Regions from separate parts of the Homo sapiens genome. Here region 1 is linked to region 2. The links are chromatin loops, found by intact Hi-C in ENCODE. Cell type or tissue: CD14-positive monocyte. All regions are shown on one strand. Links, peaks and the distances in the headings refer to the core of each region. The heading gives the core; the rest is flanking DNA.

Region 1 (12,109 bases), core at 2,327-10,326, 280 kb before region 2:
CCTCCCAAAGTGCCGGGGTTACAGACGTGAACCACCATGCCCAGCCTGAGAAATGTCTATTTAATTTGGCAATTGTGAGTTGACCCTAATGGCACAGCAGGGTCAGAAGCCAGATGAAGAGTAGAAGTAGACCAGATTATTGTCAGTTTTTCACTCCCTCTTGCAGTGCATGAGAGTAGATGGAGTATATTTCCCTGCAAGACTTCTGGCCAGTGGAATGTGAGCAAAAGTAACAGTTTGCCTCAAGAAGTATCATATGTTTCCACTCCCATGCCTGCACTATGAGAAGAGCATGCCCTGGGGAGCTACTGGCCCAAGGAAGATAACAGACATGTGGGAGCAGACAAAAATCCAGACTGAAGCCTGGAACCCACTCCAGGCAACCTTCAGCCTGAAGCTTGAATAAGAAAAATAGATGCTTGTGGTTTTAAGCCACTGAATTTTGCATCATTGTTGTGGCAAAAGCTGATTACTGCAGGAGAGAATTAGAGGAGAAGTAGAAGAGAAAAGTGAGCCAAGAATACGCTTTCAAGAAACTTAGCTGTCAAGAAAATGAGAGCCTGTTGGCCGGGCGCAGTGGCTCACGCCTGTAATCCCAGCACTTTGGGAGGCCGAGGCAGGTGGATCACTTGAGGTCAAGAGTTCGAGACCAGCCTGACCAACATGGAGAAACCCCTTCTCTACTAAAAAAAATACAGAATTAGCCGGGCTTGGTGGTGCACGCCTGTGATTACAGCTACTCGGGAGGCTGAGGCAGGAGAATCGCTTGAACCCGGGAGGCAGAGGTTGCGGTGAGCCAAAATTGCGCCATTGCACTCCAGCCTGGGCAACAAGAGCAAAACTCCCTCTCAAAAAAAAAAAAGAAAGAAAGAAAGAAAGAAAAGAAAAGAAAATGAGAGGCTAGTAGATCTCCTCCTCCATCTCCTCCTCCTCCTCGTCCTCCTCCTGCTCTTCCTCCTCCTCCTCCTCCTGCTCCTCCTCTTCCTTATTGTCACTGTTGTTCTGTGTTGGTGTTTTTGCTGCCCATGATATAAATCCCTTTCCCACATACGGAGAATTTCCCACTCTATGAAACTCATTGGGAAGCAGAGCCCACCTCCTAGTATTATAGCTGAAAATGCCAGCTACTTATTTTCCCAACCTTCCTGTGAACTAAGTCATGGCACATGTTGTGGGCTCTGCTAATAAAATGCACCCACTCTAGACTTCGAATCGGGAGGAGTTTGTGATGCAAAGAAGCAGAAGCAGCACAGAATCCATTCCACTAATGGGCAATGCCAGCATGGCAGCAACCCCCAGTTTGGGAGAATAGCTGTGGCAACAGCAACATTCAGGATCTGGTGCTGAGCCTCTCAGTGTACCTATGGAGTCAAATGCTCATTAGCAGCAGTGGCAGTGTCTTCAGTGACCCAGCTCTGTGTTATGATGTTGGGGCTACCTACCGCCCTGTAAGGAAAAACCTCTGAACATAGTATGGTAGATTGGTTGCATTCACGATCTTAATTCTTCACTGGAGGATCTCATCTTGTTGGACTTCCTCATTCTGACTGGGCTCACCCTTTTGACTTACTTTGGTCAATGGGATGTTAGTAAACATTACCCAAGCCATGGCTTGCAAAGCACTTGTGTGATTGGCTTGCTGTCACTGTTGCTCTCTGCCATTGCCATGAGAACATGTCTAGGCTAGCCTGCTGGATGATGAAAAACATGTGGAACTAGGCCAAGTCTCCCTAAGTTATCCCAGCTGAGGCCATCCTAGTTCAGCCAACAGCCAGTTGAGCCTTTGACGTATGAATTAGCTGAGCCAAAATCAACAAAATTGCCTGGCCAACCAACAGTTGACCTCAGACACTTGAGCGAGTCCAGCTGAGATCAGCTCAGCTCAGCCCAGCCCAGCCCCAGATAAACTGAACCTCACAAACTTGTGTATTAAATACATGTCCATTGTTACATGCCATTGTGGTTTTATGGTTGTTTATGTGATGTTATTGTGACAATATACGGCCAACACACATATGATTCTCCAGATTTCTCCACAAGTCTATGAGCCATGGTTTTTCTGCTTAAATCAGCCAAGAGTTGGCACTTGTTGCTTGCTCTGACTTACACAGAGAAAGACTGAAAGTAAATTAGAGAGAAACATGGGGTCAAGGGAGAAGTTGAGGTAGACGAGACTTCAACATGTTTATAGGCCAAGGATTGGAGGCAGTTGTATTTGTTAGGCTATAAGTGTAGCTGGAAAATAATAGTGCTTTAGACACAATAGAAGTTTACGGTTTTTCTCCCTCATGTGAAAGAAGTTTACAGTTTTTCTCCCATAGGGGTTTCAGCCTCTGGTGAAACTGCCTTTGCAAAACTACGACAGTAAGAGAAATCTGACACAGTTGACTCCTTCTTGCTTCTAACCTCCAGATTCTCCTTGTTCATTCCTATGCATAAGCCAAACTTTGGAAAGAATTTAGTTTACATTTTAACCTTAAAGCAAAGATGACAATAGCCCTTCCCAAAACTAAACCACCTTTGTAAAACTAATAAAAGTCCACAAGGTTAGGATTATGAGAGGGGCCTGAGTTCTACTAAAATGTAGGTGGAGTTAAATGATAACCAGCCACTGTTCCAGAGGTCACAAAATTTGTAACTTCCCCAGTTCCCCTGTAGATAACATCACTACTGTAGAACCTAAGATTGGCCTTTTGAGACGTCTTTTCAGACTTGCATTTCTGAGGACTGGCTGACTCCATGTGGGCTCCTGGCTCCTGACTGAACCGGTCCTGTGCACCCCCCCATCCAGAGGCAGACTCAGCACACAAGGAGTTTTCCACATCCTTATGATGGCATTCCCCACCAGTCAGCACCACCCATTCCCTAGTCCTCTGCTCACCAAACTATCCTCGAAAAACCCTAGCCAGGTGTGGTGGTGCATGCCTGTAATCCCAGCTAGTTGGGATGCTGAGGCAGGAGAATCGCTTGAACCCAGGAGGCGGAGGTTGCAGTGAGCCGAGATCATGCCATTGCACTCCAGCCTGGGCAACAAGAGAGAAACTCTGTCTCAAAAAACAAAACAAAACAAAACCCTAACCTCTGAGCCTTTGGGGAGATTGATTTGAGTAATAACTCCATATCCCATATGATATGGCCAGCCTCATATCAATTAAACTCTTTCTTTACTGCAGTGTCATGGTCTCAGTGAATTGGTTTTGTCTGTGTAGCAGGCAGGAAGAACCCACTGGGCAATTACACTGGGAAGAAGGACAGGGAGAACATGACCTTTCTCTTCAATACCTGGTGGTTTCCTCCATTTTTTTCCCCCTTTCAATCCATTCTCAGGACTTGGTCACATGACCACACTCAGCTGCACAGAAAGCTGGAAAACGTAAACCTTATTCTGGCCAACCGAATTTATAACTAAACGCCCTGTTTCAGAGTGGAAGAAGGGGCAAACAGAGAGTAATAGCCCTTGCCAAATTAAAGAAGATGGAATAATTAATGGGACAACATCTCCGTGGTGGACTTTATTAGTTATTTCCTTCCATATTCTTTTTTAAGGGGGCTCTTTTTTTTGTAGGGGCAGGGCAACTGTGTTCACAGTGTGGGCATAAATCATAATTTACCTAAACAAGTTATGGCGATCCCATTCAACTTTGCCAGAAACTTGCTTTCCCAGCCTCTCCTGCAGCTACATGTGCCATGTGACCCAGTTCTGACCAATGAGCCATGAGAAGAAGACTGCTAGGGGTTTTCTGGGAAATGTTTTACTTCCTATGAAAGAGACAAACATGGAAGAGAGCTTACTGGCACACTCCTGCCTGGGATACTGGTGTGAGTCACTGGGGCAGTCAGCTTATGACCACAAAAGTAAGGCCAAAGGAATTACAGATGCCAACCTAGAGCCCTGACACCTTTTTAAGGATCTGAATACCTTGAGAGATGAGCAGGTGAAGAAGGGGAGAAAAAATATTTGAGGAAGTGGGAGTATTAGATACATGAGAAGGAATGCTTAGCAATACCCCTGGAAAGTTGGGTCCCAGTCAGATCATGAGGGCTTTGTATGAAGTAGTGTGATTTACTGTCAGAATTACCTCATTCCAAGCTGGGGCTGGTTTCCCTGTTTGTCAGCTGATTCACCACCAAAGCATGACAGGCTTTTCTCTTTGTAGGCTTAAGAAGACTGCCCATCTCTTCCCCACTCAGAGAGTTAAAGAACTTTTGTTTTGGAAAATCTAGGCTCTTAAAGGCAAAGAAAAGATCTAGATGATATGGATGAGTAGGGAGTGCTGATTTGAAAAGTTGAGGGTGAATAGAATGGTTCCCAGCTTTCTACAGCATGTGGAATTTCCTTCCCTTGGGGGGAATAGAGAGGTACAGGTTCTGCCCACCGTGGGGGCCTGTGTTTGACTCTCTCCCAGACCCCAGAGTGGCAGAATGTTTGATGGGTTAGCTGAGTGGACACTTGGCTGGGGACTGAGCTCTAAGCCATAGTCTCCAGGGCTATGAGCAGTGGGACCACTGAAGTCTGGACATCAAGCCCTTCACAGTGACCACACTGTCTTGAAGTCTAGAACTCTTCCCTCAGATTCCAAGATTGGGTGAACTCAGGGGGTTCTATGTGACTCCATCAAGGGGCAGGGAAAGAGCAGGCAAAAAAAAAAAAAAAAAAATTGAGATCGAATTTTTCCCTAACTCCCTGAGGAAGCAGGCCAAAACAGACTTCATATTACTTTTTGAAAATAAAGACAACGCGATAAAGCCATCTCTTGTGTTAGTGTTTAGTTACAGTGCAAATTTACACGGTTACATACAAAGCCAAGGAAAAGGAGTGAGAAGAGGTCATAAATTATCTCAATAACTTTTTTAAAAAGTTAATGGAGTTTTAAATAAGAAAATATAGAATGTATGTCTCTAAGAATTCAAGCTTATATATATACAAAATGTCCATTTGTATTTTAAAAATCTAATTAAATTGGCCTGGATATTGCCAGACTAGAAAAAAATTCAATCTCTCTTATCACTGGGGATCCCTCTGGCTCCCAGGGATGACCCAGAATCCAGATGTAGAACCTGGAACAGAAAACCTGTAGCATCACTGGGGGTGCTGACAGCTGCCTCATGCCAGCCCAAGAATGGGGACCTTGGATCCTGCCAGCACCTGCTTCTAGCCGCACATGAGTTGTAGGAATCCTTACTGAGGTTGGAGGAGGGAAGACAGAATCCCTAGTGCTCAGGGTCCAGTCCCCTCTCCAGGTACAATGCTGAGATGTCGCTTTTGAGGTCCTGCTTCCCTCCTTGGAGCTCTGCCGCTGAGGAGTGAAGGGTCTTCATATTCCCCACCACGTAGACAGCCACCTTTTTTTTCTTTGACAAAGAGTAACACCTTTAGCCTGGGCAACATAGTGAGACCCCGTTTCTAAAAAAAAAAAATTAACCAGGTATGGTGTCACGCAGCTGTAGTTCTAACTACTTGGGAGACTGGGGCCCAGGAGGTCAAAGGTGCAGTGAGCCAAGATTGTGCCACTACACTCCAGCCTGGGAGACAGAGCAAGACCCTGTCTCAAAAAAAAAAAAAAAAAGAGTAATACTTTTATTATATATAGAACTCATGCACATTGAAAAAATGCTAATATCCTGATACATTAATATATTAAGTAAAGACATAACTTGCAAAAAGGTCAGTAAAACTGGTTAACAAATACTTCATAAATGTTCAACCTTAGGAATAATCAATAAGATACAAAAATTAAAATATTTTCACCTACTACTAGGTTAAATGAAGAGAATAAATCAAAATAGAATCTTAAAATAGTAATACCAAATGATAGCAAATGTGTGCTAAAACAGATAGGTACATATATTTTTGATGGAAGAGTGAATTAGTAACAACCATTTGATGTTTTGTTTTTATGTCTTTTTTTAAATTTATTTTTCTGTTTTAAATTAATCATGTTTCTCAAATACACACACATACATGTATACATACATAGAGATGTGATAGCCGGCCTCAAGTTTGCCTCAATAATCCTGGCCTCCTGGTATTTACACCCTTATGTTGTCCTCTCCCCATAGTCCCCTGCAGGGTCAGTGAGTGTGACCAATTAAATAGCTGAAGTGATGGATATCACTTCTGAGATTACTAAGACAGTGCAGCTTCCATTTTGGTCTCTCTCTCTCTCTCTCTCATCACTTACTCTGGGGGAAGCCAGTGGCCATGTCATGAGGAAATTCAAGTGGACTATAGAAAGGCCCAGGAGGTGAGGAACTGAGTTCTCTGGCCAACAGCCAAGAAAGAACTGTGGCTTCCTGCCAACAGTCAGAGAGAGCGAGCTTGGATGAAACTTCCCTCCCACAAGTAGAGCCTTTAGATGGCCCCCAGCCCAGGCCAACAGCTTGACAGCAGCCCTGTGAGAAACCTTGAACCAGAACCACCCACCTACGCTACTCTTGGATTCCTGACTCATGGAAATTATGAGATAATAAATGTTTTATATCATAAGTGTCTAAGGTTTGAGGTAATTTGTTACAGAGCAATAGTGACTAATACAAGAGTTCAGAGGGCAAAACAGTCACACATACTTAAAGGCTTTAAAAAGTCCCAGCAGTTTTCTGTCTCGCCTCTTCTTAGCCACCCAGACACATTACCCAGAGGCTACTGACCAAGTGCTAGGCTGCCACTGCCAGATTTCCTGTTAGAAGAAGAAAATAAATTTCTAGTTGTTTAAACTACTATTGTTTGAGTCTCTGTTCCTTGCAGCCAAATGCATTCTTCTTTTTTTTTTTTTTTAATGAGCTGGGGTCTCACCATGTTGCCCAGGCTGGTCTGAAACCCCTGGGCTTAAGTGATCCTCCTATTTAAGGGGAGGATCTTAACCGATATAGATGAATTAGGCTCTAAAGCTTTATAATGTGTTCGTTGTCATTGTTATTTTCCTCCCTAACCCAGTGTTGCAAGAGATCCATCTGAAATGAGTTGGCAGCAACATATTCTACTGAGATCACAAGTCAACTTGATGAGAGCAATTGAAAATAAAAAGTTCTTACCATGATTGAGTAAATCTAAGGTGCCGTCAACTGCAAAATGCATCATTATCTTAGGTACCACTGAAATACAAATATCATTAATTACACTATGCTTCAATGCTTTCTCATATCTTAGAATTTTATTTACTTATTTATTTATTTATTTATTTATTTATTTTTTAAGACAGAGTCTTGCTCTGTCACCCAGACTGGAGTTCAGTGGCACGATCATGGTTCACTGCAGCCTCGGCCTCCTGGGCTCAAGCAGTCCTCCCAAGTAGCTGGGACTACAGGCGTGGCCACCAAGCCCAGCTAATTTTTGTATGTTTTGTAGAGATGGGTTTTTGCCATCTTGCCCAGGCTAGTCTCAAACTCCTGGGCTCAAGTGATATGCCCACCTTGGCCTCCCAAACTGCTGGAATTATAGGCATGAGCCACTGTGCCCAGCCCATGACTGAATTTTTATTGTATGCTTATCAAAATAATTTTTAATACTTATTTAGACATACGGCTTTTGTTTTTGTTTTGGAGACAGAGTCTGTGTCACCCAGGCTGGAGTGCAGTGGCATGATCTCGGCTCACTGCAACCTCTCCACCTCTTAGGTTCAAGTGATTCTCATGCCTCAGCCTCCCTAGTAGCTGGGATTACAGGCATGTGCCAACATGCCTGGCTAATTTTTGTATTTTTAGTAGAGACAGGGTTTCACCCTGTTGGCTGGCTGGTCTTGAACTCCTGACTTCAGGTGATCTGCCTGCCTTGGCCTCCTAAACTGCTGGGATTACAGGCGTGAGCCACCATGCCCAGCCTAGACATAGATTTTTTAAAATCATATATCAATACTTAGAAGAATACTCAACCTCAAGAGTAACCAATAAAATGTAAAAAGTAAGTCTCTCCCTTTCATGTTGGCATCCTTAGCCTACTTGTTTTTGTCTTCATGCTTGTTGCTTCAGTAACAAAATAGCTGCTGAGGCTGCAGGCATCACACCACATTCAAGGCAAGAAAAAGGAAGAAGTGAGAATGGTGCCAGCCACATCATCTTCTCTTACCAGGAAAGGCAAAAGTCTTCCTAGATCTTCCAGCAGGTTTCTGCTTATATGTCATTTGCTAGAACTGTGTGCCATGAACACCCTGGATACAAGCAAAAACCTGGAAAAGCACATATTTTGCCTGGGTCTGGGCTCATTGCCATCCTGAGAGAAAGCAGACTTCTGGTAGCAAAGAAGGTGGAAATAGGTATTGGGAAGGAAGCTAACGGTGTCTGCTACAACACAGCTTAATAAATAGTAGTTTTATATGCATAATAAATAGTAGCTACTCCTTGGCATAAAGTAAAAATAATGATAACAAAAATACTTACATAATTATATTGTGTAAGTGCTTACTATGTGCCAGGAACTGTTCTGAATGTTTTAAATATGTTAACTCATTTAATCTTCACAGCAATTTTGTGAGGTAAATGTTACTATCCTTGGTTTTTTTTTTTCAGTGTTTTTAATTCTACTTTATATACATACAATTAGATTGATCATAATCCCTGGTTCATGACATACCCTCATTGGTCCATGCATGGCTCTCTTTTGTTTACTTTTTAAATATTAGTTATTGTAAATAATATATAGACACCTTCAAATCCCCTGTCCAAAATAAAATTAGTGTCTGGTCAGCAATTTGCATCTGGCTGTATGGTACCCCCAACACATTTTACTTCCTCCCCTGGCCAAGGTGATCATCATCCAGAATTCTGAGCTCATTATCCTTCACTTTGCTTTTCATACAGTTTTAGAGTTTTCTTGCATCTATATAAAGTCCTAAAAATATGTGTGTGTAGTGTGTGTGTATATATATAGAGAAAGATGGTTGTTTTTAACTGTATGTCTTTAGTACTTTTTTCACTTGATATTACATTGTTAAGATTCTACCATATTGTTGTATGTTGCTACAGTTGTTCCTTTTGACTCCTGTTTAACACTCCCATTGTGCAAATATGTAGCAGTTTATTCATCCTGAAACCATTCTTTACTGAAGTGCCTATAACATTCTTATTGATTTTCTCTTTTCTGGTTATTAACTGGTCTAATTCTGTTACATTCAAGCTTTGCATATGATTCTAGCAGTTTTCCAATATCCTTTTTAATGTCTGCATGAAGTCCTGAATCTTCTGCAAGACTTGCAATAATTTCTTGCAAACGACTTGCCTTGTGTTGTGTGTTGTCAGATATTTACAGTGGGCTACCAGAGAGAGGCTGACCAATAAAGATTTTGACTTGATGGGGTCTTGGTGCACACAGAGAGCCCTTCATTTCAGCAAGGAGGAATGTTGCAGGACTGAGGGAGGCAGAGAATGTCAATTCACTTGTGAATATTTTCTTGTCATGATGACTTTTGTTTCCCTGGGCAACCTGGCAAATGCGGGAACTTTGATTGTGAACACTCAGATACTCAGAAGTCCCTACATCTTGGCAAATTCTTTAACACTTCTCCCACAAAAGGTAGAATCTAATTCCTCTCCCCTTGAATATGGCCTTGGTGACTCACTTCTAAAGAATAGTGTCCAGGAAACGTGTTGCTATGGGACTTCTGAGGCTAGAATAAGAAAAGGTGATACAGCTTCCATCTGGCTTGCTCTTTTTGGGACACTCATTCTGGAGAAGCCAGTCATCAGGCTGTGAAGGAGCCCAAAGGAGCCCACACAGAGAGACCATGGAGAAGCCCACATGGATGGGCACTGAGGCCTCCAACTGACAGCCAAGAGCAATCGCCAGGCATCTGAGTGAGTCTTCTAGGAGAGGCTACAAAGTTTGAGGAGAAGTAGCAAGTCATCCTGGACATGCCCTGTCTAAATTCCCCACAATGTACAAAATTAAGCTAACTGTGCTCTGTCTGAAGTCCTCACCCACAGAATCCATTCACATAATAAATGGTTATCTTATGCTACTAAGTTTTGGGGTAATTTGTTATAGAAATTAATAAAATTAGTAAAAAAAAAAATAGTACTGGCACATCCAATTTAAAGATGAGCAAACTGAGACTTGGAGAGAATAAATTCACAGTAAATGGTGAAGCCAAGATTGAAGCCTGGGCATTTGACTTGCAAATTTGCGGATCTCAACCTTGATACCCTCCCTATAATGGCCTATTATTCCCTTGCATTTTCAGGATATCCTTGGTTACTCAGAACACAACTAATTAGCTTACTCTCCCACCCCAGGATTGAACCTGGGAGGGCAATGCTACCACCAAAAAAATACACATGCTCATACTCTAAAAATAACCCACTCAGAAAGGGTTAAACTGAGCTGCAGATTGGCAAATGATAAATGCTTAGTTCAGGGCCTAAAAAACAAAGAGTATTTAAAAATAAATGGCCAGGCACAGTGGCTCATGCCTGTAATCCTAGCACTCGTGGGAGGCAGAGGTGGGAGAATCACTTGAGCCCAGGAGTTCAAGACCAGCCTGGGCAACATAGTGAGACCATGTCTCTGTTTTTTTAAATTGTTTTTAAATTAAAAATAAAATAAACACTACACACTTTTTTCAGTTCAAACACGATGATGTTAAAGTGGGATGAAAGGATAAAAATCAGCTTTATTTTACAATGTTTTGTTATGGTAATGATTTTTTATTTATCTAGCTTTATTTTTCTAGTATGAATATTTTAAACTCTACATAAAGATATTGCTGTGGTTTGAATGTGTTTGACCCCTCCAAAATTCATGTGTTGAAACTTAATCCCCATAGTGGTGGTATTAAGAGATAGGGACTTTGGGGAAGGGATTAAGTCATGAGGGTTCCTTCAAAATGGGTTAGTGCTTTATAAAAGGACTAGAGGGAACTAGTTTAGGTCCCCTTGCCCTTCTACTTTCCTCCCTGTGAGGACACAGCAACAAGGCGTCATCTTGGAAGCAGAGAGCAGTCCTCACCAGACACTAATGCCAGTGCCTTGATCTTGGACTTTCCAGCCTCCAGAACCATAAGAAATACATTAGGCCAGGCGTGGTGGCTCACGCCTGTAATCCCAGCACTTTGGGAGGCCAAGGTGGACGGATCACAAGGTCAGGAGATCGAGACCATCCTGGCTAACATGGTGAAACCCCATCTCTACTAAAAAATAGAAAAAATTAGCCAGGCGTGGTGGCGGGTGCCTGTAGTCCCAGCTACTCAGGAGGCTGAGGCAGGAGAATGGCGTGAACCTGGGAGGCGGAGCTTGCAGTGAGCCGAGATGGCACCACTGCACTCTAGCCTGGGCGACAGAGCAAGACTCTGTCTCAAAAAAAAATAATAATAAAAGAAATACATTTGTATTCTTTATATATTACCCAGTCTGTGGTGTTCTGTTATAGCAGCATAAATGGTCTAAGACAGATATCTTTAATTTAAAACAATTTAAAATGTTGCCAACATTCCAAGATGGAATTGGAATCACTTCCAATTGTGTAGTATTTGAAGTAATATATCATTTCCAGAAATTTTCACAAGTAAAAAAAGCTTTGTTCTATCCCCAGCTACTTCTCATGATAATGTTTTTAGCTCATGGTTTAGACTATGACAGAGTTATCCAGCTGTCCTTCCACATTGCCAGCTTTAACCATTTTGCAGTTAAGAAGATACTGTGTTTTTTAAAAAGCCACACCAGCATAAGGGTAGCCAGTGGGATTTATTTAATGATCTGGGTTTATTAGGAATTCATGAAATAATTATATTTTCATAAATTTATTTTTATTAAAATTGTGCATGGGTGTGTAATATTAATATGTAAACCTTATAATAAAACCAGCATTTCTCTTTTCTTCCTTCCCTATCCCTATTCATACTTTTCACAGGTAACCACTTTCAGTTCTTCTATTTCCCCTCCTATTTATCTCTTTATCTCAAAATTACATGTGTATACCGATATTTATTTTATTTTCTTTTTTTTGAGATGGAGTCTCACTCTGTCGCCTAGGCTGGAGTGCAGTGGCACCATCTCGGCTCAGTGCAACCTCTGCCTCCTAGGTTCAAGTAATTCTCTTGCCTCAGACTCCTGAGTAGCTGGGACTACAAACACAAGCCACCACATCTGGCCAGATGTGGACTTCTTATCCTCTACACACACA
Region 2 (12,109 bases), core at 1,735-9,734:
CCGAGGCCGTCCACCCCGGAGCTGGGTCTTTGAGCTCCTGGACCCTTCTTTGCCTGACACTGGCCTTCCTCTCGGAGGGACAAGGAAGCGTGGCCTCCCTTTCACTCACCTTACTTTTCCTTCTGGTCCAGGGCCAGCTCTTCCGAGGCTCCAGCCTGCTTTTCCGCCGGGTGTCATCAGGATCATGCTTTGCCCTGGAGTAACCTGAATCATCTAAAAAACACGGTCTCAACCTGGCCACCGTGGGTGAGGCCTGACCACCTTGGGACACCTGCAAGACGACTCCAACCCAACAACAACCAGATGTGCTCCAGCCCAGCCGGGCTTCAGTTCCATATTTGCCATGTGTCTGTCCAGATGTGGGGTTGAGCGGGGGTGGGGCTGCACCCAGTGGATTGGGTCACCCGGCAGACCTAGGGAAGGTGAGGCGAGGTGGGGAGTTGGCAGAATCCCCATACCTCGCAGATTTGCTGAGTCTGTCTTGTGCAGAGGGCCAGAGAATGGCTTATGGGGGCCCAGGTTGGATGGGGAAAGGCTAATGGGGTCAGACCCCACCCCGTCTACCCCTCCAGTCAGCCCAGCGCCCATCCTGCAGCTCAGCTGGGAGCATCATTCTCCTGCTTTGTACATAGGGTGTGGTCCCCTGGCACGTGGCCACCATCATGTCTAGGCCTATGCTAGGAGGCAAATGGCCAGGCTCTGCCTGTGTTTTTCTCAACACTACTTTTCTGATATGAGGGCAGCACCTGCCTCTGAATGGGAAATCATGCAACTACTCAGAATGTGTCCTCCTCATCTAATGCTCATCTGTTTAATGGTGATGCCTCGCGTACAGGATCTGGTTACCTGTGCAGTTGTGAATACCCAGAGGTTGGGCAGATCAGTGTCTCTAGTCCTACCCAGTTTTAAAGTTCATGGTAAGATTTGACCTCATCTCCCGCAAATAAATGTATTGGTGATTTGGAGTTTTTTGTGGGGCGTCTCTTATTTTTGTAAGTTTAAAAATCTATCTATAGAGTCTATCTTTCCAAGTCCTTCCTGTTGGTGTGAGAAGGGGCTGTAAAGAGGCAGGGCAGGGGGCTGCCAGATTGGAGATGTAGGTACCAGAGCTTGGTGTAGCTCAGTCTCCAGGGAGACACTGGGTGATGAGGCTGGGGTGTCAGTTTCCACAGCAGCAATCAGTGTGCAGGTCTGTTGCCAGGGAGACAGGCCTTTCAGAAAGTGTTCCACTCACACCCCTTACTGTCATATCTCAGCACCATTTGAGGATAACGTAGCTTCAAGTTTTACGAAGAGTCACTTGGTGTAGTGGCCATGGTTACATCAGAACGGGCAGACCTCCCTTCCATCAAATGGTTTTTGCCCAGCACTGGAGTCTGTAAGCAGACAAAACTTACAAATATTTTGAGACTCAGCTGGGTTCCCCCAGGTATTTCTCTGCCCTTGCTCGAGGTGACCTGGCTTGTGAGAGTTGGGGTCTGGTGGGTTTGGTCATATTTCCCTCCACAGGTAGGGGCTGAGTCACCCCCGCCAAAGGGAAGGCCCCTGTGTTGCTTGTGCACAAGTGGGTGTTCCCAGTGGCCTAGTAACAGTGGACTCACAGGCAGTTTCACCTCACATGTCCTTGTTTCCCAGGAACGCAGAAGTGTGCCTGTGTGGGTATTATGTAACTACACTGGTTGAGGCCACTAAGGTCTCATAACTTTGTCACCCATATTAACTTTCCTAGGGAAACACCCAAGAGGGCTAAGGTAGTGGGAAGAACACATGCAGGGGTGGGCAGGGCAGGCCTGTAGAGAAGGAGGGCCTCGGGTTCCCAGGCCCTTCAGAGGGGAGTCTGCCCTGTGGCCTTTCTCCAGCCCAGCGTGCTTTCCCACAGCACTGACCACTGTTCTGGGGTATCTTTTCTTCCTGTTGCTCCAGCCTCAGATCCTGTTTTTGCATTGATTAGTTCCTAAGGCCCCCCGAGATTGAGGGGCACCTGTATCTCTGGAGCCTGAGCTAAGCTAGATCTGAAGAGCTCCTCCCAGAAGTTCAGAGAGGCTGCCCAGAGTAGAGAGCAAGGTTTTAGTGGCCTTGGCCAGTCACCTCTGGGAGGGCTGCTGCTGCCCCCAAGTAACTTCCTGAATTTGGGGGTTTCAACTTCATTTCCCAGGCCATCTTCCACACCCAGAAATGGCATGAAAATCTCTTGATACTGTGTCCCAGTTATTGGCTGAGCAAAGTACAGGTTTTTAATCTAATGAAACAGGAAGTTTTCAGTTCATTCAAATTCTTGTGTGTGTGAAATGCTCCTAGACCATTTGATCTTTGGGGGTGAGACCCTGTCCATCTGCCCTCCTAGCAGTTCGCGTGTTTCCTGTCGACTAGTCCTGGAAACTAGGATGCTGGGTCCTCATCTGAGAAAGGAGATTGGGTGGGATTGGGCAGGAGGAGACCTCAGCTGCTGGCAAAGGGAGGGGTGACAGGAGGAGTGTCCTCCTCCTCCCGTCCTGGGAAACCTCATCCAATGGGCAAAGCTGAAAGGGCCTCTGACAGGCCTTTGGGGACCTCCTTATATATATCCTTACGTATATACCCAAGATAATTGGAAACTTAACGTTCACACAAAAACTGGTATATGAATGCTTAGTAGTAGTATTCGTAGTAGCTCAGGAGTGGAAACAGCCTGAGTGTCCGATGACAAATGGAAATGTTCTATAGAATGTAATGAATATTCCATAGAATGGAATATTACTTGGCAATAAAAATGAATGAAGTTCCGATTCATGCTACGACATGGATGAACCTTGAAAGTATGTTGGCTGAGAGCAGCAACTCACAACTATAATCTCAGTCCTTTGGGAGGATAGCTTGAAGCCAGGAGTTCAAGACCAGCCTGGGCAACATAGTAAGAACTGGTCTCTACAAAAAATTTAAAAATCAGCTGGACATGGTGGCATGCACCTGTAGTCCCAGCTGCTCAAGAGGCTGAGATGGGAGAATCACTTGAGCCCAGGAGTTGGAGGCTGCAGTGAGCTATAATCCTGGATGTCAGAGCAAGATCCTGTCTAAAACAAATTATATATATTTATATGCTAAGTGAAAGAAGCAGTCACAAAAGACCATAACATATATGATATGTCAAGAATTTATATGGATGTTAAGAATAGACAAATCCATATAGATAGAAAATAGATTAGTGGTTGATTGGGGCTGGGGAGGTTGGAGGGAAATAGGGAGTGACTGCTAATGGGTATGGGGTTTCTTTTTGGGGTGATGAAAATGTTCTAAAATTGTGACGGTTTTACACAACCTTGTGAATATAGTAAAAACCGTTGAGTTGCATATTTTAAATGGGTGAATTTTATGTTGTGAGTTATATCTGAATAGAGCTGGAAAAAACATAGAGTAGACCGGGCGTGGTGGCTCACACCCGTAATCCTAGCACTTTGGGAGGCTGAGGCCGGTGGATCACCTGAGGTCAGGAGTTCAAGACCACCTGTTGACCAAACCCCGTCTCTACTAAAAATACAAAAATTAGCTGGGCGTGTTGGCAGGTGCCTATAATCCCAGCTACTCGGGAGGCTGAGGCAGGAGAATCGCTTGAACCCGGTGGGCGGAGGTTGCAGTGAGCCGAGATCACTTCACTCCAGCCTGGGCGACAAAGCAAAACTCTATCTCAAAAAAAAAAAAGAAAGTAAAAGAGGGGAGTGTCCTCCTTGGTTACAGGTCGGTTCCCAGCCCTGGCCTGACTTGGGTGGTGTCCTGTTTGACTGCTCACCTTCCAGCGGTGGTCTGGAGACTTGCTCTGCCCCTCCCTACCACCCAAGCCACCCTCAGTCATCCACCACTGCTACCCCAGCATATGTGTGCTTTCCTGATCCTCAGCACCTCTGGACAGTCCTGCTTTGCTCCCCTGGGGAGGGTCTGGGACTCCAGATCCCTTTCTTAGGACTCTTCCAAGCACCTGGGGCTGGCAGAGCCTTGCCTGATGTACATTTCTGACCTTGTGTCCCAGACAGGCCTGGATAGCAGCGCCCCCGTGAAGAGGCCGCATGCCATGCTTTGATCCTGGGCTCCAAACCTACCTAGGCCCCACTGGTGACTCCTGAAGCTGGGGGAGTCAGCCCAGCACCCTTGGCCTTCCTTTGGCTCTTCCCCTTCCTGCCTGCCACCTGTGATTAGGGGGAGGCGAGAGTTATAGGAAGGAAATGAAGGGTGGGTCCCAAAGAGGAGACACTAAATGGAGTGTTTTAGAGGAGGGGGATGAGAAAGAGAAGGAATAGTTGCCACAGGTTGGACAGGTTTTTATTGGAGAGTCAGGAGTTACTTTCCTTCCCTCGTCCCTGCCTCCCCCACTCAAAGAACCCCACTCCAGTGGGGCTTGTCCTTCATCTGCCCCTAGGAATCCCCATCCCCAGCTACACAGGCACTCAGGGAGAGCGCACATGCTGTGTGGGCAGACAGCCCCAGGCCAGGTAGGCAGTGAGCTCCCTCAAATCCTCCCACCCCCAGGACTCAGGAGGGAGGGGCAGGAGAGGTGTGGGCCCGGTGTGCAGTCCTCAGGCGGCCTCCTGAGCTCGCAGCCAGCCAGGCCTTGTGCCTCCAGGATGGATGGTGTGATGAGGCACATGCCCCGTAGCCTTTCCCTTCCGGAGGGCCTTAACCAAGAAGTATCTTGTTTAGGGGCTGGGGACAGGGTGGGGAAGATGACAGGAGGACAGCTGACCTCTTCACCCTGAGAAGGCAAGAGGCACTTCTGGGGAACAGTCCTGGACTCAGATGGCTCAAGGAAGAGGCCAGGGGACTGGGAGGGGCCCGGGGGTTCCTGGGAAGCCTGAGATCCTCTGTCTGGGAGAGAAGCTGATGGCCACAGGACAACCTGAGAGTGGGCACATGTAAATACCGCTCAGAACAGTCTGCAGCCAGCTGAAGGATGGGCCTACCCAGAGCCAAGGCACTCCTGGGGCAGTGCCAGGGGCTGGCCCTGTAGACGCCTCCCAGGAGGACAAGAGTGCTGGCCTGGAATCTGGCCAGAAGTTGGGGTGAAGGGGGGCTGCTGGGCCACAGAGCAGGACCTGCCCAGGAAGCTGTGGTCTCTCACTTGGAGGAAGACAATCCAGGTGGGTATGAGGCCAGGGCCCCCCTCACCAGGCCTTGCCTTTGAGTGGTATCCCCTTCAGAAGATTCCAGCCAACACCAGAGGAGGCAGGAGCAGTAGTCCCAGGAGAGGGCCCCACACATGACCAGGGCCCGAGTTCAGCCCTGACACGACGCTAGGCTTGTCAGGGCCCTCTGCACCTGTGGGAAGAAAGAGGCTTTGCCTCAGCCTAGAGACAGCTGTGCCTGATGTCCCGCCCACCCCACCATGCAAGGAGGTGGGGCAGCAGCCAGGGAGGAAGCTCCTACTCAGAGGGTGCATGCCCCACCATGCTCATACCACCTATGCTGGGGCAGGATACTGACATTCCAGAGCCAGGAGGAAAGTGGGACAGATGCTATGGGCCTTACCTGGCAAGGACGACTGCAGAGCCAGGGCACGCCCACCCGTGGCATTAGCGGTGGCAGAGGTATTGGGGAAATTGGGCAGGGACTTGGAGGAGGTGTGCCCCGTGTGGTCCAGTGTGGCCTGCAGCTCACCTGGCTTGTCCTGGGCTGGAAAAACTGAGGCCAAGACCTCACTGGAAGGAGGCAACTCAGCCTCAGCCTCAGCCTCCTCCTGGGCATGGGGTAGGAGTTCCCTTGCCCCTGTCAGGGACATCTTGGGGTCCAGAGAGTTCTCTGGGCTCCTAGAGGGCACTTTTGTTTTGTCTGTCACTTTGTCTGCTGATTTTGGGATAGGAACATGGGTCGATTTGGGGAAGGTAACTGGCTCCTCATCCAAGGAGGGCAGGCTGTGAGCTGCCAAAATGGAAGGGACCTCAGTTGTTACGCAAGGTGGAGCCTCTGTTGCCATGGAGGGCGGGTCTTTCGTTGCTAAGGAAGTTGGGGCCTGGGTTTCCACAGCAGGCAGAGCCTTGGTTGCCAGGGAGCCTGAGACCTCTGTTACCAAGAAAGCCGGAATCCCCGTTGCTAGGGAAGAAGGAGTACCCATTTTCCTAGAGTCTGATGCTTCAGTCGCCCGGAAGGATGGGGCCTCAGTTACCAGGTAAGGCAAATCCTGAGCATCTTCCGGGCTTCCGATGGGTTCTGATAAGACAGACGAGAACGGGCATGAGTGCTGCAAGCAGGACCCCACATCTCTCATGGCACTGCAAACCAAGTGACGCGACCAAATGTCCTACCAGGACACACAAACACACACATACACTTCTCCAGCTGATATGCCCCTCATTGAAAATAAAAGTTACAAGCCGGGCGCGGTGGCTCACGTCTGTAATCCCAGCACTTTGGGAGACTGAGGCAGGTGGATCACCTGAGGTCAGGAGTTCGAGACCAACCTGACCAACATGGAGAAACCCCATCTCTACTAAAAATACAAAATTAGCCAGGCGTGGTGGCGCGTGCCTGTAGTCCCAGCTACTCGGAAGGCTGAGGCAGGAGAATTGCTTCAAACCGGGAGGCGGAGGTTGCAGGTGAGCCGAGATCGAGCCATTGCACTCTAGCCTGGGCAACAAGAGCAAAACTCCGTCAAAAAAAAGAAAAAGAAAAAAGAAAAGAAAAGAAACGTTACTTCTGGTGATTGACACAGTTGCTCCTCTAGCCACCTCCTGGTCCAAGTCTCTCTACATTCGTACTTGCCCTTTTTCAGGGGACTTCTCCAGCGGGATCGCGGTCCCTCACACGCCCCCAGCAAGACTGGCCTCGCCCGTTTGAAGCCTTCTGACCACGCCCACCGGTCTGGCCCCAGCCCGCTCCTCGAGACCCTAAAGTGTGGCGACACCCACCTCGCGCGGGCCCCCCCGAAGCCGCCAGACTTTCTAACATCCTCCCTTTGAAGGGTTGAAATCCGGCCACTTGGAACGACAGGGCGCCAAAGTGGCTGCGCGTGGGGGGCTAAGGGAGCCGCCAGGGGCCCCCGGTGGTCGCATCCCACCAGGCTCCTTCCCTGCCCACGTCCCGCTCAGTCCAGGGAGGCTCTTAGACCATCCAGTCTGCATCGCATCATTTCCACACCCCCTGCCCCTACCCATCCACCCGTGGACTCACCACAGAGGGAGTTCTTGCAGTGGTAGCCAGAGGGACATTGGGAGCACGGAGTCCCCTCCTGGTAGGGCCGTTTCCCCTTCACGTTCCCCCTACAGGAGGTCAGGAGGATGCTGCGGGGAGGGGGTCGACCCCTCCCAACCCTCTCCCCAACTCCTATACACACACCTACTCTGGAAATGCCCTTGGGTCTCCTGACTGCCAGCCACTGACTTGCTGGGCGAACTTGGGCTCCTCCTGGCCCTCTCTGGCAGATGACAGCAGACCCCCATTGGTGCCTTCACAGCTCCCTGGACAGTATTGCTCCAGACTGACCCCTCTCCTCCCACTCCCTCAGGCTGTGGCCGACTCTGCCCTCCCCTTGGCTCTGCCTGTGCCTTCCCCCTCTCCATCTCCAGGGTTCCCCCCGGCACTCACGGAGGCTCATAGTTGCACACCAGTAATTCGATGTTGGTCTCCTCAACACCCTGGAGCTTCTCACAGAAGTGGGAACCACAGCCGATCCTCTCTGTCTTGGCCCATACCACCTGATGAAGGGCAAACCTAGCAGCTCAGCCCCATGCGAGGTGGCATGGTGCCTTCCTGGCATCCCACTACACCTGCCTTACAGGAGTGGAGAGAAGAGGCACCCTATAGCCTGTGACATCCACGTCCCCAAGGCCATGCAGGTTCAGGACAAAACTCTAACCAGGGGGAGGGATGGGGGAGTTTGTCCCTAACAGTCTACTCTCCTCTGCCAACCACACATACCACTTTGCCAGGTCTCTTTTCCTCTCAAAACCTTCCCTCAGCTCCAGGACTGTGATATACCCTCATTAATTTTTTTCTGTGGGCTAGAAAAAAAGGCCTAGAGGCCCTTGCATTTTAAGTGAAGGATATATCCAAACGAAAGAATCTCAAATGGTAGAATTTTAGACCTCAGCAACAAGAAAAGTCCAAGGAGGGGAGCAGGAGGAGCCATTTTGGAAGTGGAACTTCCCCCAAATCACAGGTGAGCAGGACCTGTTCTGGTTGTTTCTCAGTGTGGGTCTCTTAACTGCTAGAAAGACTTCTATCTTTATCAAACAGAAAGTCCAACAACATTTGTGTGCTGCCATGGGGTGAGACCAGCAGCCTTGCCTTGCTGGTTCTAGGTTCAATCTGCCCAGGAATCTCTGCTGAAATCAGCTGAAGGTCTCCCCGTGTTGAGCACCTTCTGGGCAGAAACGACTCCAGAGTGCATGCACCCTCAGCCCCAGAGAAAGCTGGGGTGGAGCTGGGCTGACTCACTCCCTGCTGGGTCCTGATAACAATCCCTGCAGGAGCAAGTGGGTGGGGGTAGAGGGAGGGGGGGGGTGGAGGGAGAGGGAGGGGTGGCAGGATCCAGAGGGAAAGGGCCAGGAAGGGTGCTGGGCCCTCACAACTTTCTGACCTGGGTGGGTGCTGCTGGGATTTCCTCCCTAAAGATGAAGACTAAAAATACCATGAAAAAGAGACACTGAGAAATGGAATTGGTGGATGTGGGTGGGAAGATGGTTGGTTTCTTTTCTTTTGTTTGTCATGTTATTATTTGTACAACACATAAGCACTGGGAGGAGAAAAAATAATTCAGTAACACTAATGTTAATTCCCCTACACACACACACACACACACACACACACACACACACACATCTTATCTGCAAGCCCAAACTTTCAAAATGCAGTGAGAACCCAGACAGGAGCAAAGTGTGACTGGGGAGCAGGAAATTCTATCAGAAATCTCCCTGAAGCCTTTCATTCAGCCACAATTTGTTCTTCATCGTTATGCATAATTGTTAAATGCAAAAGAAAAACTAAGCAAAATTGTCAATTTGCTTTATTAGTCCCTGGCAGATGAGAAGTAGCAAATTAGACACCATAATAAATGCAAAAGAGCCACAGAGAGAAGTTAAGGGACTATCTGCTGCTGGGGCAAACAGCTCTGCACTATCTGGGGGAAGTGAGGCAGGATCACTTGGAGCCCAGTACAGTATGGCCTAGGACAATAACCATGGTCCATAAAATTGGCTCTGTGACACCTAACATGTCCCACCGTCCCCACCCCTTTTTATTTATTTATTTATTTATTTAATTTTTTTTTTTTTTTTTTGAGACAGGGCCTCCCTCTGTCGCCCAGGCTGGAGTGTAGTGGTGTGATCACGACTCACTGCAGCCTCAACCTCCTGGGCTGAAGTGATCCTTCCACCTCCGCCTCCAGAGCAGCTGGCGCGCGCCACCGCGCCCAGCAAAGTTTTTTGTATTTTTTTGTAGGGACAGGGATCTCGCCATGTTGCCCAGGCTGGTCTCCAACTCCTGGCCTTAAGCGATCCTCCCAGCTCGGCCTCCCAAATTGCTGGGATTACAGGGGTGAGCTACGGCGCCTGGCCTAGCAGACTAGGAGCAGCCGACTCCGTCAGAGTCTTAGACAGCGTATTAGCTGCAGTGAGAGGACAAGATTTGCAAAGTGTCTGAGGGGGCTTGGAGTGAAGCCCGCCTACTTGCAGCGAGGACGCTTAGGAGGGGTGAAGGCAGAGGTGGCCCCGCCCAGGGAGCACGTGGCCCCACCCCCACGCCGCGAGGCTCCGCCCCGCCTCGCCCGCCGGGCCCACACCTGCGTGTAGTGGCCGCACATCTGGCCTGGGCTGCAGGTGGCGGCGCTGAGGTTGTAGTGCTCACGCTCGTGGTGCCACTCCTCCATGGCCAGCGGCACGTCCATGCCCTCGTCTGTGATGGCGAACAGATTCTCGCCGCGGCGCCCGCGCTCCTTGTTGTGGCCCCACACGCACTGCCGTGCGTAGGCCTTGGCGAAGGCGGCCAGCTCCTCGTCCCATCTCTGCAGGGCAGGTGAGAGAAGGGAGGTGAGGATGCCCACAGATGCTGTGGGGACCAAGCAAAAGGTCGAGGAGGTCGTGGGGAAATCCTTCCGGCACCTCCTTAGCAGGGTGACTCTTGGGCATGGCCTAGAACAGGTCTCTGCTCTGGGTGGGCGTCTGTGGGGCGGTGAAGGATGCCACCCCAGGCCGTGGAGCTGGACCATTCACCAGCTGTGTGACTGCACGGATTGTCTAAACTTTCCGCACCCTCAGAGGGCTGGGAAGAGTGGATGAGGTGGTGTTGGTGACAGTGTTATTATTAAAAGCCTCATGTGAAAAAGGTGGCCATACATGCCCCTGCCTACCTCCCAGTCCTCCTTGAACTTCTCTGAAGAGCACAAGATCACGGTGTGATCGATGTTGAGGGGCTGGGTTGTTTATTCAGCCCATTTCCCTACCCCTCAACCATGAACCTGACTTGAGGGCCGGCACCTTCCTCTCCCTCTAAGCCCCCACCCTCCCCTTGGGTCACCCAGCCCCCATGCCTTTACCCTCTGCAGGCTCCCGCCCCAGTGCTGTTCCTAACTGCTCCCAACCCTTGTCAACGGCAACCCCCTTTCTCCAAGAAAATTAAGCGTCTCTATGTGACACTGAATGTCACAGGCCTCTCACCAAGGGGCCTACTTTCAGAGCCTTGGTAACCCACTGTCAGACCCCAGTGACAGTGTTCTCCAGTGGGGACCTCAGGTGAGATGGTGAGAGGGGGAATTTTAGGTTCGGGGCCTTTGCGATTGTGTCCCTGGCTGAGAGGACAGGCCGAGTGTGGGTGGGAAGAGGGATTAACAAGGCATCCGACCCAAAGGATTGAGGAGGGGAAACCTGGATCCCATTAAACGCTGTCCTTGGCTTCTCCTGGAAATCCATGGCCTGGCGGCAGCTCTTGCTCCACCCTATGAGGGCCCAGCCAGCTCTGGGAGCCAGACAGCCCATAAAGCGCCAAGAGCTTGGGTGACCCTGAGGGGAGGTGGCTGTGTGGCCACACCTACTCCCCACCCACTCAAGGCTTTCAGGAGCCGCTGCCTGGCATGGGGATGGGTGCACCTGGCTGGGATAGCTCCACAGCTGTGACCTTGGGTGAGTATCTTTCCCTCTCTGGACATTTTTGTCCCAAATCACTGGCCCCTGAGATTCTCTCAACTCTGGCAACAGTGGGAGACTGGGAGTGGGAAAGGGGCAGGGCGCTGGGGGCCAGGGTCAGGGTGTCTGAGATCACCTGCGAGGTGCCGGGCTGGACTGTAAGTGCCATCACGGTAGGGCATGGATGGATCCCCAGTGTCTGGCGCAGTGCTGGCACATAGTAGGTGCTCAACAGATACTTGTCAACTATTGATGACTGAGACAGGGCCCTTCTTAAAGCAGTCTACCCCTACAGAGCCTGGCTGTAATTTCCATTCTGACTAGATATCTGGAGCCCCACCATTAGCATCATTGCTTTGGTCTTAAGGATTCTCAGTCAGTCATCCAGAGCCCCCTGTGGAGTTTGTAAGACTCTCAGCACCCACCCACATTGGCCACATGGTCACCATCTAGAAGCAAGTCCATTCATTCATTCATTCAACAGTCCTGGGCATTGTGTCAGCCCTGGGACAACAGCAGGAACCAAGAAGCCCAAATTTCCATTGACATAAAAGTCATTTGGGCCACCACATGGTAAATGACAGATGTGCCACAAGTACTATAGAGGCACCAAAGAGGGCCATCTAGCCCAGCCAAAGGTGGAGAGGGAGACACCAAGCTAAGTGTTAAAAGATGAGGCATTAGTCAGCTGGAGGGGAGAGGCATCCTAATCAGAAGGTACACATCAGCAAAGGCATGAAGCTGGGAAACATTTTGGCTGGGAAAAGACAAGCTGTTCAGGTGACAGAAGAATAAAGGGCAAGCGGGAGAGGAGGATGGAGAGATAGGCAGGGGCCAGAACACACAGAACCTTCTCAGTCAGGAGCTGGAGCTTTAACCTGAAGCAGTAGGGAGCCATGGGAGCCACTGAAGGATTTTGAGCAGGGTCAGGCCCATGTGTTGGATTATTCATTCTGACAGCAGAGGCCAGAAGCTGGGGAACAGGTAGAGGCTATCCTAGGAGTCCTTGTGTGGAAGAATGAAAGAAACCT

The links. Peaks named below come from ENCODE experiments on the same cell type or tissue, not always from the same donor. Only the 100,000 strongest peaks of a DNase experiment are listed, where the experiment ranks them.
Region 1: a loop joins it to region 2, with 4 times the contacts of the local background. A loop is called at or near these places in 1 of 110 quality-filtered maps.

The regions. Positions count from the first base shown.
Region 1 is chr6:37,234,558-37,246,666 of GRCh38, reverse strand. The region is part of intron 1 of TMEM217B (transmembrane protein 217B); the gene reads left to right. All of the region lies in intron 1 of TMEM217 (transmembrane protein 217), which reads left to right. Among named protein-coding and RNA genes, the nearest start is that of TBC1D22B, 17 kb to the left of the region's middle. RefSeq lists an enhancer at 6,180-6,474. In CD14-positive monocyte, for the core only: no CTCF peak of the experiment used is centred there; DNase peaks (open chromatin) are centred at 3,806, 4,086 and 6,386; H3K27ac peaks cover 1,218 bases.
Region 2 is chr6:36,956,997-36,969,105 of GRCh38, reverse strand. PI16 (peptidase inhibitor 16) reads right to left here. Exons shown (of 7, transcript NM_153370.3): 2 at 9,740-9,961; 3 at 7,546-7,655; 4 at 7,132-7,220; 5 at 5,494-6,171; 6 at 5,144-5,283; 7 at 4,269-4,720. The coding sequence ends at 5,162. MTCH1 (mitochondrial carrier 1) reads left to right here. Exons shown (of 12, transcript NM_001271641.2): 12 at 132-965. The coding sequence ends at 203. Among named protein-coding and RNA genes, the nearest start is that of PI16, 8.3 kb to the right of the region's middle. RefSeq lists enhancers at 4,836-5,460, 5,461-6,086, 9,464-9,963, 9,964-10,465. In CD14-positive monocyte, for the core only: no CTCF peak of the experiment used is centred there; a DNase peak (open chromatin) is centred at 5,995; H3K27ac peaks cover 627 bases; H3K27me3 peaks cover 926 bases.